2 separate regions of the Mus musculus genome follow, and region 1 is linked to region 2. The links are chromatin loops, found by intact Hi-C in ENCODE. Cell type or tissue: left cerebral cortex. All regions are shown on one strand. Each heading gives the region's core, and the rest is flanking DNA. Links, peaks and the distances in the headings are about the cores only. Region 1 overlaps Pkd1l1. Region 2 overlaps Pkd1l1.

Region 1 (9,440 bases), core at 758-8,757, 90 kb after region 2:
TGCCACAGCCATCTAGCTCAGCTTTGCTTTTCACCTTGGCAGGGGTATTGGGTCATAAGCTGTTCCATGGCCTACAGTGCGGTCAGGGACCCTACCTTGCACAGCCCTGCATTTTATACACACATTTCTGAGTCACCATAGCTACTTCCTGGAAATTTCTCCAGGCCCTTTCCTGGCTCAGGGATGCTTCCCAGAGAGCATTTCATGAACTCTGGGTTCTTTAGGACATCATCAGGTGGTGTGAGAGACTAGATTGAGTTTTGTGACATGAATTCCTTTGCTAGAGGATACGAGGACCTTAAAAGGCTAAGTACAGAGGAGACTTCCTAAAGTGGTGTGCAGGATTCCCCGTGTCTTCCACTATCAGCCACATGCCAAGCCATGGCTTCACCATGTAACACCACATGCAGGAGGCAAGAAGGGCCATGGTAGGGCAGGTCTGCAGCTTTCTGAAAAGGAACCACACATCCTATCACCCGCGTGTGTGTGAATTTGTCTGTGGATATGGGTACTGTAGCTGATGTCTAACGTTTCAGTTACTTGCAGTCAACCAAGGTCTGAAATATTAAATGGAAAACCCCAGAAATAAACTGATCATAAATGTCCAGTTATGTCATTCTTAGGAGAGTGTAAACTATTGTGCCAAATACAAACTTGCTTCCCCTAGAATTCGCCCCCTGCTCAGTCATTTATAACCTAGCCCTTTGAAGGGGGAATCCAGAACCTTCTGTGTCCTTGCCCATCCTGGCAGCTGAGCTCAAGTCCTACATTTGGTCCATGGAGCTATAATATGAGTACTCTGGTAGCCTTGGTGATGACAAGCTGATGGGTTTGATTCTCTGTAATCCTCCACGGTCCCACACTTGCATATCCTCCAGTCTTGTAATCCCCAGAAGTCTCCCAAGTCTGGAAATTAGATGGCTTTGCTGCCTTCTGACGTCAGCCCCAATCATTGGTCTTCCATCTTGGGGATGGGTGCATGACAGGAGGGACCCACTGGCATCATGGCAACATTCTTCAGAATTGCTGCTGTGTGTTAACCATCACTGAGTGTTAAAGGCACATGTGATTTGGAAGAGACCATACATACCTCTCACCCTTTGATATTAGTGGTGCAAGAGCTGGGCCTGTCTTCCCACTCACTGGCACAGAGACCACTGTACTCCACATAGGATCTTGCTTCCTTCTGATTTGTGTCATGTACCCTGGCCTTGGAGTTTCTTTTGTCACTCCTTCTTCTCCAGGAGACACAGAACTATCCAGATCACCATCCCCTCCCTGGCAAGCACTTCTCCCTTACTGGTGTGGTTCCCACATGGCCTAATTTCATACCGCTCCATGAACACAGATTCCTTTCAAGCTGCCACCATTAGCCAGGGTGCTCATCTGCTCTGACTAGGGCAAGGGTACCTGAAGGCCAAGTCAGGACGGGTAGACAGGAACATCAAGGCCTGTGATGAGTTCTGTCCCCTGCTAGAGACCGTCAGTGTCACAAGGAACTGGTCACAGCATTCACTGAGCCATTTTGCTGGGAAGGAAATGGCAGGAGCTTGCGTGTCCACTTGGTATGAAGTAGAGTTATCAAAGCAGGGCCACCTTGGTGAGCTGGCCGCTGTGCAAGTCCAGTGATACCTATTGGGGAAGCCATTGGAGGGGCGTGGTTACCATCACTGAGTGTTAAAGGCACATGTGATTTGGAAGAGACCATACCTCTCACCCTTTGATATCAGTGGTGCAGGAGCTGGGCCTGTCTTCCCACTCACTGGCACAGAGACCACTGTCCTCCACATAGGATCTTGCTTCCTTCTGATTTGTGTCATGTACCCTGGCCTTGGAGTTTCTTTTGTTACTCCTTCCTCTCCTTATGTATGGCGCCCCCTCCCCTGCTTATAAGTAACACGGCCTCACAATTTGTAGAAGGCTCCTTTGCAATCACTCTGCCAATGCTACATCTTGTCTCTGAGACAACTTCACATGGTGAGACAGGAATGTCACACTATCCCAATTTTAGGAAGAAAGCACATTGGCAGAGGCCTTGTCGGAGGTAGGGGGGAGTTTGCCCTGTTTCACTCAGAGCTGGTAAAAAATGGGGCCAGCAGGAGACTTGAGATGATTCTCCTTCCATCTTGCCATCTTTCTGTAAGATAATAATTGCATGAGCCACAAGATAAGGTAGTTGCACCATCAGGGAGGACTGCGGAGACAGCATCATCCCAGCCTTGGGCAGACATGCTTAAACAGGCGTGTGACAGGCAGGAAACAGTATGGAAGCTGGGTCAGCCTCCCTCATCAGGGCAACTTGCTTCCATAAGTGTCGCTTAAACCTGAACCTTAAAAGCCCAATTCCCTGTCTAGCCTGCAGGCACTGCATTCTGGTAACTTCTGTTCATGAAGCTGCATGAGGCAGCACTGCAGCCACCTGAGAGCCTCTACTGGGGAGCAGCATCCCTAGGGCACAAGAGAACTCGGTGTTCAGTGTGACTCACAAGCTGTGCAGAGAAGCTGTCCACTGCTCACCCGGAAGATTCCTTACTGCCCAGACACAGAGCTCTCATTTTTAGGTGCTGTGATGTGTCCTGGTAGTTGACAGTGTGAAGGTGACACAGATACAGACTTAGCCTGTCAGGCTGTGTGTGTGTGTGTGTGTGTGTGTGTGTGTGTGTGTGTGGTGTGTGTGTGTGTGTGTGTGTGTGTGTGTGTGTGTGTGTGGTGTGTGTGTGTGTGTGTGTGTGTGTGTGGTGTGGTGTGTGTGTGTGTGTGTGTGTGTGTGTGTGTGTGTGTGTGTGTGGTGTGGTGTGTGTGTGTGTGTGTGTGGTGTGTGTGTGTGTGTGTGTGTGTGGTGTGGTGTGTGTGTGTGTGTGTGTGTGTGTGGTGTGGTGTGTGTGTGTGTGTGTGTGTGAAGGACTGAGAGCTGAGAGCTGTCTACAGCATACACATAGGTAGAACCAGGGAAAGGGTACCTCTCCCCTCCACTGCACTAATGAAGCATCAAATCCCACATTTGGGTGTGGTAGACATGAAGGGTCACAATGACAAAGGAGCTGGTTTATGAATGGGGCCATGTGGCAGGCACAGGGGTATATTCAATGAGAGCCCTGAACTTAGACTCAACGCTGAGGACAGTGCACAGCAGCCATATGAGTGAGGAATGGGAGTAGAGAACAACACACAGCTAAGGACAGTGGCTTTCCCTCTGAGCTGAATGGTGTGCAGACGGTCAGAGCAGGGAAGTAAGGGCTCTGGCTTTGTCTTAAAAGACTCCATCCTGTCTTGGAGGACTGGCTGTGGTTGAGGGTGGACATAAGCTGAGGCCCTGGTGGCTCCATCCATGCAATGCAGGGGAAGTATGAGGGAGTTGTGTCTAGGGGAGACGTAATGAGGTTTCCTGACAGGCATGAAGTGTGAGAGAAAGAGATATCAAAACACTGAGGAAAGTTTTGGCCTGAGTGACTGGAAGAATTGTTTCCTCGGGGTCCCAGCACCAAGAGAGGGAAGAGGACATGAGCCACCAGCCCTAATCAGGAGCTATCTCCAATTGAGAAATGCTCAGCTGAAAAATACCCAAAAAAGGAGAATTGCATTTTGTCCAACAGACCCTCACTGTGTATACACACCATACCTAATGGCAGCTGTAGGTGGGCAACACAAAATTGGTTGCATGGCATTACAAGGGTGGGTTTCTTGTCTTATATTGCTTTGTTTGGACATTTTTTAAAAAAACCTAACTGGATGTTTGCTTATATATATTATGATTACTGACTTTGTGTTCTTACAGATTTTATTTATGTGTGTGTCTTGGCGTGTGTGCGTGTTTCTTAGGCTTTTCTCTCTCTCTTCATTATTGTAGTTTAATTGCCTGCTTGTCTTCTAGAGAGAGTGAGACTGAGAAGGCATGGAGTTGGGTGAGTGGGGAAGTGGAGAGGATTGGATAGTATGAGGGAGGGGGAACTGTGATCAGAATATATTGTATAAAAATTGATTTTTAATAACGAAAATACTTGTTTCATGGATAGAGGTGGAGAAGGCCATTGGGAAGAGGTGGAATTTGTGGCTTGGTGACTTCAGGCACAGGACAGTGGCACAAAGGTGTTAGTGACAGACAGCACAGACTGAGTGGTGTACAACAGGGGTCTGGGGTTATGGGGAGGGCTGCATGAGCCTGCATGAGCCTGCATGAGTGGAGGCTGCATGAGGCTGCATGCTGGGAGGTAGAGGATCCCGGTGGAAGGCTGGAAAAGGCCTGTCAGGCTGGGCTGTCTGGGCCAGAGTCTGTGACCGCAGAGCTGAGCCTTACTAACAGGCAGCTCTCTGCCTCCCCCCCCCCCCCCCACTGGCATCTGACTACGGAGTCCTAATGAAAGGGTGGCATTTACATTGCACATTCCAAAATCACAGTTTTAAGCAGCACCTTAAAAAAAACTACTCACATTTTACTCTCCTTTCCTATATTGGCTTACACTTGGATAATGAATAGAGCAGTTCAACTAAAGAAAGCGGGTACACAGAAATGTCTCAACCTACTTTGGCAGAATTCCCAGACTAACTCTCCTAGTATTCCTGAGCCAGGGCTTGAAAAAGTAGGAGCCGGAGAGTCTCACAGTTCTGTATTCTCACCTGAGAGCAGCCCCTGGGTTGTCAGGGTCATAGGACTGGGCCCCTCTGAGGATGATGAAGGTTGAGGTGGCCGTGGAGATGAAGATGTGTGTGCCTTCAGAGATGACGCTGACAGGCGCCCTAGCTCGAACTTCTACACCAACACAGTAGTTGCTATACACCATGCTTCCCTTGATCTGAACCTGAGAGAGCAGAGACAAGGGGGGGGGGGATCACATGAGACCAAGCAGATGCTTCCTGGATCTACACATGTGACACAGGCCCTCAGCTCCACAATGCTCACTTACAGCAGTCATCTGAGGATGTGACTGGAGGGAACAGCATGGATCTATTAATATGTAAGCCTACCTAAATGTACAGTTATCTAGGTGTGTGTTGGTCTGGATTTTGTCAGGTTGATACAAGTTGGAGAAGAGAAAATCTCACCTGAGAAAATGCCCTTATCAGACTTTGCTGTAGGCATCCCTGTGGAGCATTTTCTTGGTTGGTGATTGATGTGGAAGGGCCTAGCCCACTGTGGGCAGTACCATCCCTAGGCCTGGGTTATACAAGAAAACAGACTGGGTGAAGCGGGAAGAGCAAGCTAGTAAACAGCATTTCTCCACGGTCTCTGCTTCAGTTGCTGCCCCAGGTTTATGTGTCGGGTTCCTGTCTTAGTGTCCTTCAGTGGACTGTGACTCAAATATGTAAGTCAAATAAACCCTTCCCTCCCCACATTGACTTTCATCACGGTGTTTATCACGGCAATAGAAAGCAAAGTAAGACAAGGTATTTAAATACCCATGCTCCCTGTATACACATGGCTGACAGTTTCCAAACCTCCACTGGAAACTGTGTTTCTCCATGGTCTTGACATTTGTTGGCTCTTTTTACCCTGTTACATCTAATAGGAAAGAAAGGGGTTGACAATGGGGCCAAGAGGTCCCCCTTCTGCACAGTTAAGGAGTCAGTGGGTGTGGGGAGCAGAGGAGGGGATAAAACACATAATGGTCTTTGAGAAATGTGGGTGGGGCATAGACTGGGTTCCTAGATAGACATAAAGGAGAAGGCAAGGTGAGCTTTACACTCTGTTTCCCAGGTAAGGATGCAGTGTGACCAGTCACTTCACACTCCCGTCACATGCCTCCCCACTGAGATGAACTTTAAGAGCCCAGCCAGCCCTCAAGTTGCTTTGGTCATGTACTCTTTCACAATGAGAAATGTAATTAATGTGTAGTCAGAACTTCTCTAGGTGGGCCCCCTACCCAGTGCCTGCTGCACCCTGAAGCTGCAAGCAAGCTCTGAGCAGGTGCCATGTCTGCGGAGGATGGCAGCTCAGTGTGGAGCTGCCAAGGAAGGGGCAGGAATCTGAGGTCTAATTCTCAAATGTAACATGCCAATGAGAGGGGTCAGAAAAAACCACTTCATCAGAGGTCCCCAAAGCCTAGACACAGGCAGGGTCCATGCTAGAAGAGTTAGATACAGCTAATGAGCAAATGTGCCAAAAGACAGTGATACAGGATAGATATGTGGCCCTAGCTGTGACCACCGACCTTCCAGCCAGTTTATGCAGGACTGGGCTTATCCTTTCAGGATTTCACCCCATCCCTTTGGCTATAATCCTAGACCCAGAGTTTCCTGAAGGGTAAAGAGGGGGAAGCTCTCAGATTCACTGTCAACTCCTTTCCTTTTGACCTGCTAGTAATGAAGAGTCTAACCTAACAGTGACATCTAAAAGTGACATCAATATTCAGCCATCTGCAAAGCCAAGTTAGCATCAGCATGAGGCTTGTCTGGGAGGACGAACAGGCCCATCGAGGGACACTCTCCACCTTCTCATGCTTCCACCAGGGCACCAAGACATGAGGGCTGGCTGATAAAAGCCAGTTTCCACCGTGACCCGGGAGTGTCCCCTAGACCAGTGGCTCTCAACCTTCCTAATACTGCAATCCTTAAGCACCTCATGTTGTGGTGACTCCGAACAGTAAAATTACTTTTGTTGCTACTTCATAACGGCCGTTCTGCTACTGAATCATAATGTAAATGTGTGTTTTCTGATGGTCTTAGGCAACCTCTGTAAAAGGGTAGTTTGACACACCCCCCCCCCCCAACAAAGGAGTTGCAATCACAGGTTGAGAACCACTGCTCTAGACTATGACAGGATCAGGGTGACCTAATGCTACTACCCTAGGACTCTGCTCCCATGAAAATAAAATCTGCTACTTTTCAGTCAATCTTTCCAAAGAGAAACATCTTAGAAATAGGATTTTCCTACCTGTGACTAAGACAGTGGCCCTCAAAGCACACCCCACAGCCTTCTGTCCTCCATGGACAAGTGTCTGGTTCTTACTGAGACCAGCAGAGAACAGTGAACAGCCTCTGTTCATGTTCCCCACCAGGGCCCGGTAGCCTCATTTCTTTGAGGGACAGTTTGGGTATTTGGGACCCTTCTGATGGGCTTCCTGCAGCCTGGGCTAGGACTAAACCTCGGTGGAACCAGTTACCCCACATAGTGAGAACACCCACTCCCCTGTAGAGGTTTGGGTCCTAAGGACCGTTTCCTCATCCTGGTCTTCTGACTTCACTACAGTCTGACCCAGGGCCATCTTCCTGGTTCCAGTCACTACACACGGCTAACCTGCAGCCACAGTTTCTACACATGTGAGCAAACTGTTCAGGACCCTCCTTCATGAAGTCACTCAACGCAGTGACTTCCCTTTTCCCACGTGATCTAGAACATTTTTCCAGCCCCAAGCACAGTACTGGCTGAGGGTCACAGTGGGTCCGTCTCTCATGGCCTCTGGTGGACATCCTCCCTTTTCTTCCCTAAATGCAGCATCAATACTCTTCTTCTATTCCTCTACCAGCACAGGGTTAGTTCAAAGTAGGCGCACAGTCTTTAAAAAGACAGAAATAGGGCTGGTGAGATGGCTCAGCGGTTAAGAGCACCGACTGCTCTTCCAAAGGTCCTGAGTTCAAATCCCAGCAACCACATGGTGGCTCATAACCATCCGTAACGAAATCTGATGCCCTCTTCTGGAGTGTCTGAAGACAGCTACAGTGTAATTATATATAATAAATAAATAAATAAATATTTTTAAAAAAGACAGAAATAGTTTTTTGTTGATTACTTGAACAAAATTAGAACATATATTCTCTGGAAAATTAAAAGATTGTGTGTGTGTGTGTGTGTGTGTGTGTGTATGTATGTGTGTGTGTTTGCACATGTGCACACATGTGCACCAGCCTACGTAGTGATTCATTCCCCTGTCTCTACCTCTCCCCGCAAGTACTAGGGTTACACATACACATTGTATACATTGTCACCCTTGTGCGATGAATGCTCTTCCTCAGTGAGCTACTTTTCCAGCTAAATGAAAGATTTTTTTAAAAATTCTACCCATACCTTAAACAATAACAACAATAACAGCAGCAGCAGCAATTCCCTTGCATTGGCTAAAAGAGGTTTTCTCTAGAGCTTGTGGAGAGGATTGGTTGGCTTGTCAGGGCTCGTGGAACAGTGTGTGAGCTGACCTTGGCGATGGCGGTGTAGTTCCCACATTCCAGTGTGTAGCTTGGGAGCATGATGGTCTGTCTGCGGGTGTTGACAGCAGTAGGGAGGGTAACAGTGGTCATCTCAGCACTCACAAAGCTCCAGGTGTAGGAAAGCCCTTGGGAAATGTTACAGAGGATGGCAGCTTCAAATGTCACTCCTAGTCTCAGGGGCTGAGACCTCCATATCTGGGAATTGACAAGACGGGTCATGTCACTGAATGCCAACCCTGATGGTACAGCAAGCGGTTAGAAGTGTAAATGGCTGGCCATCATTTACCCCAGTAAATACCCAGAAGATGCTCCAACATGTAATAAGGACACATGCTCCACTATGTGTATAGCAGCCTTATTTATAAAGGCCAGGAGTTAGAAAGAACTCAGATGTCCCTCAACAGAGGAATGGATACAGAAAATGTGGTACATTTACACAGTGGAGTACTCAGCTATTAAAAACAATGAATTTATGACATTCTTAGGTAAATGGATGGATCTGGAGGATATCAACCTGAGTGAGGTAACCCAATCACAAAAGAACACACATGATATGCACTCACTGATAAGTGGGTATTAGCCCAGAAGCTCGGAATACCCAAGATACAATTTGAAAACCACATGAAGGAAGACCAAAATGTGGATACTTTGATCCTTCTTAGAAGGGGGAACAAAATACCCATGGAATACAGAGACAAAGTGTCGAGCACAGACTGAATGAATGACCATTCAGAGACTGCCCCACCTAGGGATCCATCCCATATACAGTCACCAAACCCAGACACTGTTGTGGATACCAACAAGAGCTTGCTGACAGGAGCCTGATATAGCTGTCTCCTGAGAGGTTCTGCCAGTGCCTGACAAATACAGAAGTGGATGTTCACAGCCATCCATTGGACAGAGCACAGGGTCCCCAGTGAAGGAGCTAAAGAAAGTACCGAAGGAGCTGAAGGGGTTTGCAACCCATAGGAGGAACAACAATATGAACTAACCAGTACCCCCAGAGTTCCCAGGGACTAAACCACCAACCAAAGAAAACACATGGTGGGACTTATGGCTCTAGCTGCATATGTAGCAGAGGATGGCCTAGTTGATTATCAATGGGAGAAGAGGCCCTTGTGAAGGCTCTATGCCCTAGTATAGGGGAATGCCAGGGCCAGGAAGCAGGAATGGGTAGGTTGGGGTACAGGGGGAAGGGGGAGAGGATTTTTGGAGGGGAAACCAGGAAAGGGAATAACATTTGAAATGTAAATAAAGAAAATATGTAATAAAAAAAAGGGAGTGTAAATCTCTGGCCATTA
Region 2 (9,440 bases), core at 433-8,432:
CGCCTCCCCATGAAGTTCACCTCATATGAATGACCCAGGTGCCTCCACAACTCATTGAATACAACAAAAGGAGACAAACTGGGACAAAGTGTTTCAGGAATAGAAGACAAAGATTGTATATTTTTCAAAAGAGGAAAGAAAGTGAAAGCTGAATAAGGGATTAGATAATACAAACTTTGGATCAACCTTGCCTTTTTCTGGAAGCTTCCCTAACGATGTTGCCTTAGCTGTTGGCTCCTCTTCTGCTCTGGGAACTCCTGAGCTTCTGTCAGGCAAGAAGCGAGCTAGCTTCTTCCTCAGTCTCACCCTGAACCCCTGTAAGTGTCTAGGCCCTGCTCGGACTGGCCAGCATTGACAGGAGGATGTGACTGGCTTAACATGGATTCCAGGCAAGAAGAGTGACAGGGTTCTTTGCCTGCCATGGCACTGGCGCCATGGAGAAGCCCCTACACTGCACTGTGGCTTCTCCCCACTGCCATATAGTGTCCGACAGATAGGAAAGGAACTTACCTGAGCCCCCCAGGCTCTAGCAGATGTTCTTTCTGGGTACAGCTCATCTAGCAGTGTGCTCAGCGTCCAGTCCCACCAGTCTTCTGTGCTGCTGAGGTCCCCCAAGGAGTGATTGGCCTTTCTTAATTCAAGAACAAAACAAAAAAGTATATATGAATTCTTAAGAACAATTCCAAGCAAGGGAAAAGTTGCCATTTTTTCCACCTCCACGTCTGTGGGAATTAGGCCAAAGGATCTGTAAGATGAGGTACAACCCCAGAATTCACTTTGCTCCTCAGCAACAGGCAAGAGAAACGGTGGGAAGCAATGTTCATTCATTCACTCAACAAACATTACTGGGCAAGTACTAAGTACCAGGCATTCTTGTAGACACTGGGAAACAAGACCAGATCCCTGTCCTGTGGGGAAACAAAGAAACTGTATATAGCTGAATATGCAGCCTACAATAACAGTTACAACTGATGATCTTTTAACTCTACCGTGGTCAAAATTACACCCGCCAACACTTGAGCTTTTCACTTGTAGCTCAGTATCCAATTCTAGGAGATGTTCAACACTTGATTACAAGGTAGGCTTTGCCTTAGGTCACCAAGTGAGAGTGGATGGAATGTTCTGAGCACTTTTGGTTAGCTGAGCATTAGGTCACTTGAGCCAGTGCACAGCAGCCAGAAAGCCTGGGACAGGCATCTCTTGACTTCATGTTCAGGGATACAACCTCAGAAGCTGGCAAGAGGATGCTTCGTGCCAGATAGTCTCTGCCCAGGTGTGGGGCAGGGACTCCTTAAGGGCTGTAATAACTTACAACCATGTAAGAAAGGTAGATAGACAGTCTAATCCAAAAGGAACCAAGGGCAAGGAAAAGCCTTCAAAATATGTTAATGGGGAAACAAATACTCTGATCAGCAATTTATATACACTGAACGTACACACATCCATCATCTCCCTCCTTAACCTGTGTAAGCAATAGCCCAGGAGCTATCAAGCTGACTTATTTTAGTTCCTTCTTCCTCCCTCCCTCCCTCCCTCCCTCCCTCCCTCCCTCCCTCCCTCCCTCCCTCCCTCCTCCTTTTCTTCTAGATTTCTATGTGTGTGTGTGTGTGTGTGTGTGTGTGTGTGTGTGTGTGTGTGTGTGTGATATGTATGCAGGTAACTGCAAACACCAAAAGAGAGAACTGGCCCTTCTAGAGCTGGGGTTGCAGGCAGTTAGTTATGAGCTGCTGGGCATGGGTGCTGGGAACTGAACTTGGGTCCTCTAGAAGAGCACTGTGCACGCTTAACCACAGAGCTTCTCCAGCCCCAGGTCCCTTTCCTTGAGTAGAGTTTGTCTCCTACCCATCCACTTATGTGTGTTGTCGTTGTTATTGTTATGGAGCTTAATCTACTGACTGCTCATTCTTAATTCCATACTTTTCTGAAAACTTGGCCAATCTTGTCAAATCCTAAGCAAGTGGGAGAGCTGCAGGGGACATCTAGAGGCTCTGATGGAGAAACAGCATTTCTTGGAAAGGAGGCAGAGTCAGCGTGAGAGGCACAAATACAGCTGGTAAAACCCTGAAAATATTCACAGCCCCAGGGAGAAAGCACTGTCCAAAGACACAGAGGGAGGGAGGCAGGGAGGAACATCGGCAGACAAGCTTACTGCACACCTGCCGCTAGGTAAGGCCCATATCTGTTTGAAAAAACAAGCTAGCATATGTTTAATGTCTATACTGAGTTCCCATAACACTTAAAATTGCTTTTAAAAATTTATTTATTTTTTATGTGTATGGGTGTTTTCTTTTTATGCACTTCTGTGTATCATGTGTGTGCCTGGTACCTTCAGAGGGCAGAAGAGGGCATTGGATCCCCTCGGACTACAGTTACAAATTGTTATGAGCAGCTCTATGGGTGTAAGAAACAGAAGCAGAGTTCTCTGGAGGAGCAGCCAGTATCCTTCACCACTGAACCATCTCTCCACACATACACACACACAAACACACCCCCACACCCACAGTAGATTTTGAGGTACTGGGGCATCAACCCAAGGTGTCTTTGCCCACATTAAGCATGTGATCTGCCAGTGAACTGCACCCTTGGCCCAAGCTTGCAGAATTTAGAGAAATGTTATCACTTGCCATACTTGCTCCCCGTTGGGACCACATTAATGAAGCTGTCAAGAAACACCTGCTGCTACCCAGAGCTCACACATCCCCACACAAAGGAACCATCGTGCTCCTTCATGGCACACTGGAGAGCAAGAGGTGAACCAAAGGATCCAACCATAGCCTGGTCCTGTGTGCACTAATTACAGCAATTATATCAAATGGGCCCACAGCTCCAGTCCAGCGAGAAGACCACTGGGATGGAGCAAGGATTTTGCCTCACCTCACTTGTGGCTCAGTTAAGTTTTGTTGACTTGAGATTTCATGAAGACTTTGAGTTCAGAAGTACTTCAAACACAAATTAAATGTGACACAATCTGATATTAGAGTAATTTTTTTGAAGACAGAAATCTAGAATCTTACTTATCCTAACTTTATAGAGGATGCTGCAGCAGCCAGGAGCAAAGGGCTGCCAGCCACAGGGAGCCAAGAGAGCACCCCTTGGATTCCATCGGATTCACTTTTCCTAGGCTTGCCCTGCCCCCAGAATGCTACAAATAACAGCCCCTAGGGACTTGTTGATTTTAAGGATTAGGACTGGGGGGATGGGTGAGGCAGAGAGGGTCCACTTTAAACATTCCATTTTGAACTATGACATATAAATATGGCAGTGAGGTCTCTATCCTTGTGGGAAACATGAGGCTCTAAGCCCACCTGGGTCAACATTTGGGAGGGTTACCTGAGTGTACCAGGTCCAAGAGTACAGGAATTTTACAGATGTTATCTCAGCTGGAATATTTGACAATCGAGAGGCATATGAGAAATGTCAAAGAAAAAGGAATTCGTGAAATGTGAGATAAAAATAAACTAGCCAAATCAGTGGTTTTTGTGTTTTGATTTCCATGTCTAAAAAAGGCCCCACATGGTCTCTTTGTTTTGCTCACAGCGCCCCCTCCTGGCATAATCTACGCACCTGTTCATACAGAAGAACTAAGTTGTCCAAGTAGAAGCTAACTGTGGCGTTGGAAAATGGGACTCAGAAACTACCATGTAGCTTCCCTAGAGCTTTAGCAGTCCTGGGATTATTGAGTCATGGCAAGTTCAAGTACTGGGGCTTCCAGGCAGTACCTTGCTAAAAAGTAATAAGAATAAAGGGAATGACATCTGGGAGTCACCATCTAGCAGGGTGCCTGTGTTCCTCTGCCTTACAGAATCTAAAAATATGTCCCTAAAGCAAAAAGGTGAGATGAATTGTTCAAAGGCAACACATTCATAAAAATGCTACAGAAATGAGTATTAAAATATTCCTTACAGAAGAGAAAGGAAACCCTGGAGTGTGTAGAGTTGTTCTGTCAGTAGAAAGTAAGCAATGATAATCCATATCGCCAGAGTCACACTGCCTTGAAGAAACTGCCCAGTTGGTAACTTTCACTGACTAAGGAATGTTCTAAATGTATCCACTCGTTTCATTGGGCATCCGAATCTCAGAGGTGTCAGGACCCCAAAAAGGTACCCATGTGTCAGATGAATGGGAGTGGGCCTTTGCCTTAAACTGCTCCCTTGGTCAGTGTTTCTTTATAATGCAAATCCTGCTGCAATTAAAAGTAGGAAATAAAAACAATGAACACTTGAATGCTTGGCAGAGAAGCACAGTTTGAAATTGGGTATCAGGAATCATGAATTGTGACTGTAGCCTTTGGTTAAAGAACACTGATATTTTTCTGCAAAATAGATGATATGACTTTCTCAGGCCTAGAACTTCTTTCACTTTTGACCCCAAATGAGATGCCAAGCACCTGCCAAAGTCTGCAAATGGAGCCCTCCGTTAACATGGGTAATTAGACAGCCTTTCACAGACTTCAGACACAGGCTTTGATGAAGACCTTTCTCTGGGCACAGTCTTGGATAGGTGAAATTGACAGGAGGTGTGGGTAGATCGTCTGTAGGGCGCCCCCTTCTGGAACACAGTGAAGGAAACTGATTCTGGAACCCAGAGCCTGAAGTCTTTGAACATGGGTGTAATGACCATGAATTAGTGCAACACTCCCCAGATCTGCAAGAGCCCCCCAATCCTCCTACCTTGTAAATGCTTTCCTGATGGCATGATTGAGAGAAATTTCACCTGGGCAGAATCTCCCATATGCTATAAACAAAAGCAGCAGTAGCATGATGCTGTGTGTGGTCATGTCTCTGCGAAGAGAGATTAAAGAATTAGCATCCTTAGAGATCCCGTGTGTTCACATTTCCCTCATGGAAAGTATTTTAGGGAGCCGGGCATCTATGTCCCGGTTCGGATGTATTTGTAGAAAGGCACGAGATGGGTTAAATGCTGTGTTTATTCTTTGTACTTTCAAAAGACTCTTTCTTAGTTTTTATTAGTTCTTTGAAAACTGCACAAAAGTACTTTGATCACATTCACCTCCTCACCCAGCTCCTTCTAGACCCACCCACTTGCCCTACTCATTCAAGTTTGTGTCTTTATTGTTTTCTTTTTAACCATTCAAGTATAATTCGTGCTGCCCTTATGCTCTGCAATATGTGGCCTTCCACTAGAGCTTGGTCAACCTACTCTGGGCATACCCTTAAGGAAAACTGTCTCTCTCCCACCACCTATCAATCGCCAATAGTTTCTTAGCTTGGGATGGGATTTCAACACCTCTGTGTTGGTTTTGCTCTTTTATGTTATCAACCTCCAGCTTTCCCACCCCATTTTGAAAAGCCTATTCACTTGTACATCGAATTGTCTTAACGTTTTTGCCAATAAAACTGCTTGGGCCTATTTATTGGCTGCTTCTGGTCTCTCCCTTCTGTTCCATTGATTTAGGTGTCTATTTCATTCATCTGTGATTTACTCTCCACATTGAAGAGTCCTGGATTTTGGTATTTCTGAGCTAGAATCCATGTTATCTTTCTCAGACTGTAAACAATTCTCTTTGAGGACAGCAGCAATGACAAAACTAGACAACCATGTAATTGCTTGTGTGTCCTATCCCACAGTGGGTCATTAATCTGAAGAATGACAGACACCTGCTATACACTGATGTAGGCACTGGTGCGTTCCCACTGCTTTCAGGCTACATTTCAACCTTTGAGGATTGTTTCTTAACTCTCCTGACTGTTTTATGCATTTCCCATTGAGCTTACACCACAGCAGCTGAGTCTTTCGCTGTGCTCGAGTGGAGTGTTGCATCTTACTTGATTTACGAAGGATAAGGGCTCTTGGTGCTTAAGGTTACCATTAGCTACTTTTCTAAATTCTCTCACTGCCTCTTTATTTGTTTGTTTTTCTTTCTTTCTTTTGTGGGACCTTCCCAGACTTTTACTAATGACATCTACATAAAGAGTTAGCTTTGTCCCATTCTGAGCCTGTTGTCTCTAGCTGTGTTTTTGGTTGTCCACCTTGGTGTGGACACTGCTTGTGGCACTCTTAGCATGAGGATTTGGCCCAGGAGCTGGGTTTCTCAAGGTTGATTTGCTCAGCTCGGCAAGCTCTGTGGACATCAGCTACCCAGTGTTCCAGACGTTACACAGGCCTGTGAACTGGGGTTGCGTGGCAGCGCAGTCCCTGGTGTGACCCCTCTCAGTAGCTCCAGATCCACCCTGTTCTCAGACACCTAGACATCTACAGTCCCCTCATGTCCTGGTCTTGAGCAGGGCAAGTGGGTACTGCAGGGCACTGGCTACACAGTGCTTAGTGTACCCATGTGACTTCAAGGTGTGTGTGTGTGTGTGTGTGTGTGTGTGTGTGACTTAGGTCTGCCATTCATGTTTTTGGTGGGTTTGGTTCCTTGTTTTTATGGGCAGCCTGAACAAATGTAAAAGTCTTTGTCAGTGTTTTATCTTTTCAGAATTCCTTTTTCACTCACTTTACATTTGACATTGGAATAATGCCATGGTTCTCTTCTTTGGAGAAGAACCTGTCTCAGGACCTGTTCTTTACATAAGAGAGCTGAGTACGTGTGGGGGATGAGGAAGGGTTTTTAAGAGAGACAATAAACTGGAGGGGACACTGCATACTTTAATGACATCACTGTGGGAAAAACATCTGGAGCTTCTAGATTCTTGATGGATTCAGGAAGCCTAGAACCTGGAACTCGGAACTGGGAGACATGCATGGACTGGTCCTTGCAGAGGGTTCCTCCAGGAACTGCTTCCAGTATCTACCACAGATGGGCAGGGGAATGGGTACCACTGACAAAGAAGCCTGACTGAAGTCAAGTTTGGAGATGGTTGTCTCAGTATCATAGTTACTAACTTTGATGCTTTATCTAAATATTTGAAGTGGACTTTGAGTTGATCTCCAGAACATGTCTGTGTAAACTGTACTGTTGACTTATTTTAGAATACTGGTCCCTGGGCTCATTCAATGCCTATGGAGAGGTACACCAGTTGCTCTTGGACTTTCATAGCCCTGTGTAGCCAGCTGGAGGAGCACAATTCGGGGTCTGGTGTTGGGCACAGTGTGATGTATGTGAGTCTGTGTGGCTGATGGAGTTGAGGTCAGAGCTCTGGGCCATGGATATAACCAGAACACTTTCCTTCCTTAAATGCAGTGTCTCTGTCCCTCACCCTCTGGCACGGGCTGAGACATGGGAAAGGATTTTCCCAAGTGCAGGATCTCTTATCATTCCCTCTAAAAAGAAGACAGGGCCAGAGGAAGACCATTGTATTCTGGCCTTCACCTACCTCAGGGCTGCCTGCATGATGCTCTCTCTCCTCAGTCTCTCCCCGGTCACTCTGAGCTTAGCCTTGGATGGTGTCTGAGCCCAGCGCAGGTGGCGTTCTCGTTGTCGGGTAGCCAAGACCTGTGACAGAAGGGGGGCACCATCATACTGGGGTCAGCATTGGAGAAAGAGAGGCTTTTGGTGTCCCTGCCAATCCAAGAGCTGTCATCATTGCTCTCTGCATTGCATTCAGGGGGACAAAGAGGGACTTTGTGTAGTTAACACACACTGTGTTGTTGGGGAGGCGATGCGAGATGAAGTAGACCCATTTGAAAACTCTGCTCATGTCCCAGGCCAGCTCTTTTGGCAAGGACTTCATCTGGGCCTTTAGAAAGCACAGCTACACAGGAGAGACACGTTCACTGCTGCCCAGTCACAGGGGCAATTGCCTTTGGTATTTGCATACTGCTTTCTGTTAGAGACCTTCAAAGACTGGAAAACTGAGTTTAAAGCAGCTTGTTTTAGCATGAATGATCTTTGTTTTGTTTGCCTTGTGTAATAAAAGCACCATTGCTTCCATGTTGTAGCGACGTGTGTTCATGGGCAGGACTAACTGTAGCTAAGAGGCAAACCCATGGGAAATAGTCACCCATTCATTTCTCACTCATCTGCTTAGCCATTCTAGGCACGTTCAGAGAGCAGCCCCTGGGCCCCTCAGTCCTTCCTCACAAAGCTGCTGGGCTTCTAAGAAATACAGAGCAAAAGCTGTGAAGTGAAGCTTGGTGGTCGTGGTTCAGATATGTCCTATGTGCTGAGGACTGCAAGTATGGCCGAGTGCCTGGGAGACTCAGCAGGTAGAGCATCAGGACTTTAAGGTGATGGCAGACACAGGGTTGGAGAGTTGATCCTGATGAGGATGGAGCTCCTCAAAGGCTTCTTGGTTCTGAGGCTAGGACTACCCTGTGGCCTCAGGGTTGGACCCAGTTGTCTGGGCTACCAGAGCAAGAAAGAGCCTTGGAGGAAGGCAGCCTGCCGGTGTGTAGAGAATTGGTGGTGAAGGATGGAGTCAAGAAGGCAGGAAACAGTGGGCCTATGGTTGGGATGTGGAGACTGCTAGGTCCGTGTGGAAGTAAGGGAAGAGAGAGGGTGTACATTTCCTATGAAAAGCAAATGATTTAGAAGTTCTGAAACTGTGGTCAGAAATTAGAATTTTCATTAGCCTCTAGAGTTTCTTTTTCTTTTTTTATAATTTTAAAAAATTGTAAAATAAAATAAATACTCCTATTTATTTATATATTTATTTAATGTGTATTGGTATTTTGCCTATGTGCATATTCGTGTGAGGGTATCAGATTCTCCTGGTACTGAAGTTACAGATGGCTGTGAGCTGCCATGTAGGTTTTGGGAATTACACCACAGACCTCTGGAAGAGCCATCAGTTCCCTTAACTGCTGAGCCATCTCTCCAGGTATTACCTCTACATTTTCAAGTGTATTCATTTCCTTGTGGTTCTGATTTCACTGGGATTGGGGTAAATGTAAGGAAAGAAGCTTAAGAAATTCACACACACACACACACACACACACACACACACACACACACAGAGTGGGGCTCCAAAAGCACAGCCAAATTTGAACTAAGGTCTGAATCCCCATCTTCATGGTGGAAGCAGCAGATCCAAACGCTCCCCGTTCTGCTCACCCTTTCAGCCTCCTCAGCAGTGTCAGGACTATAGGAGATAGGAGAAAGAGGAACACGGGTTCTGGAATGTTCTTCCAATTCCAAATCCAGACCCTTGGTCGCATCTTGTAAAGACTCAGTAAAAAACTTGCTGTCATGTTTCCGTTTCCAAGCAAAGACAAGTGCTGCCAAGCAGATCTGGAAGAGAGGTGCCCAGCATCCACATCTGTTTGTGCCCCTCCCACAGAGCCATCTTTCTGGTCTTGCACTGCCAGCTGACTTTATCTCACTTCAAAATAGGTACCAGAAGCCGCTACCCTGAAATCCCCAGTACCTAGTCACCAGGTATGGCCTCCATCAAGAGACTTGCTAGGGGCCTTATGGAACAGATTCATAAACTGAAAATATAAGCAAAATGATTCATCTCTTTTGGGAGTTTTAAAAATAAGGATTCCGAATGCCAGGTTAAGGTGGAGCTACTTAGCCCAGGGCCTGGCTCCCAGAT

The links. Hi-C counts contacts between places; a loop is a spot of excess contacts. Peaks named below come from ENCODE experiments on the same cell type or tissue, not always from the same donor. Only the 100,000 strongest peaks of a DNase experiment are listed, where the experiment ranks them.
Region 1: a loop joins it to region 2, with 4 times the contacts of the local background. A loop is called at or near these places in 13 of 42 quality-filtered maps.

What each region holds. Positions count from the first base shown.
Region 1 is chr11:8,945,735-8,955,174 of GRCm38, forward strand. Pkd1l1 reads right to left here. Exons shown (of 52, transcript XM_017314870.1): 9 at 8,128-8,334; 10 at 4,615-4,796; 11 at 1,411-1,632. Among named protein-coding and RNA genes, the nearest start is that of Pkd1l1, 24 kb to the right of the region's middle. In left cerebral cortex, for the core only: no CTCF peak of the experiment used is centred there; a DNase peak (open chromatin) is centred at 4,545.
Region 2 is chr11:8,856,526-8,865,965 of GRCm38, forward strand. Pkd1l1 reads right to left here. Exons shown (of 52, transcript XM_017314870.1): 39 at 8,957-9,133; 40 at 7,278-7,396; 41 at 4,671-4,781; 42 at 511-631. Among named protein-coding and RNA genes, the nearest start is that of Gm40814, 60 kb to the right of the region's middle. In left cerebral cortex, for the core only: CTCF peaks have their summits at 3,562 (motif pointing left) and 4,538 (motif pointing left); DNase peaks (open chromatin) are centred at 3,549, 4,530 and 7,654.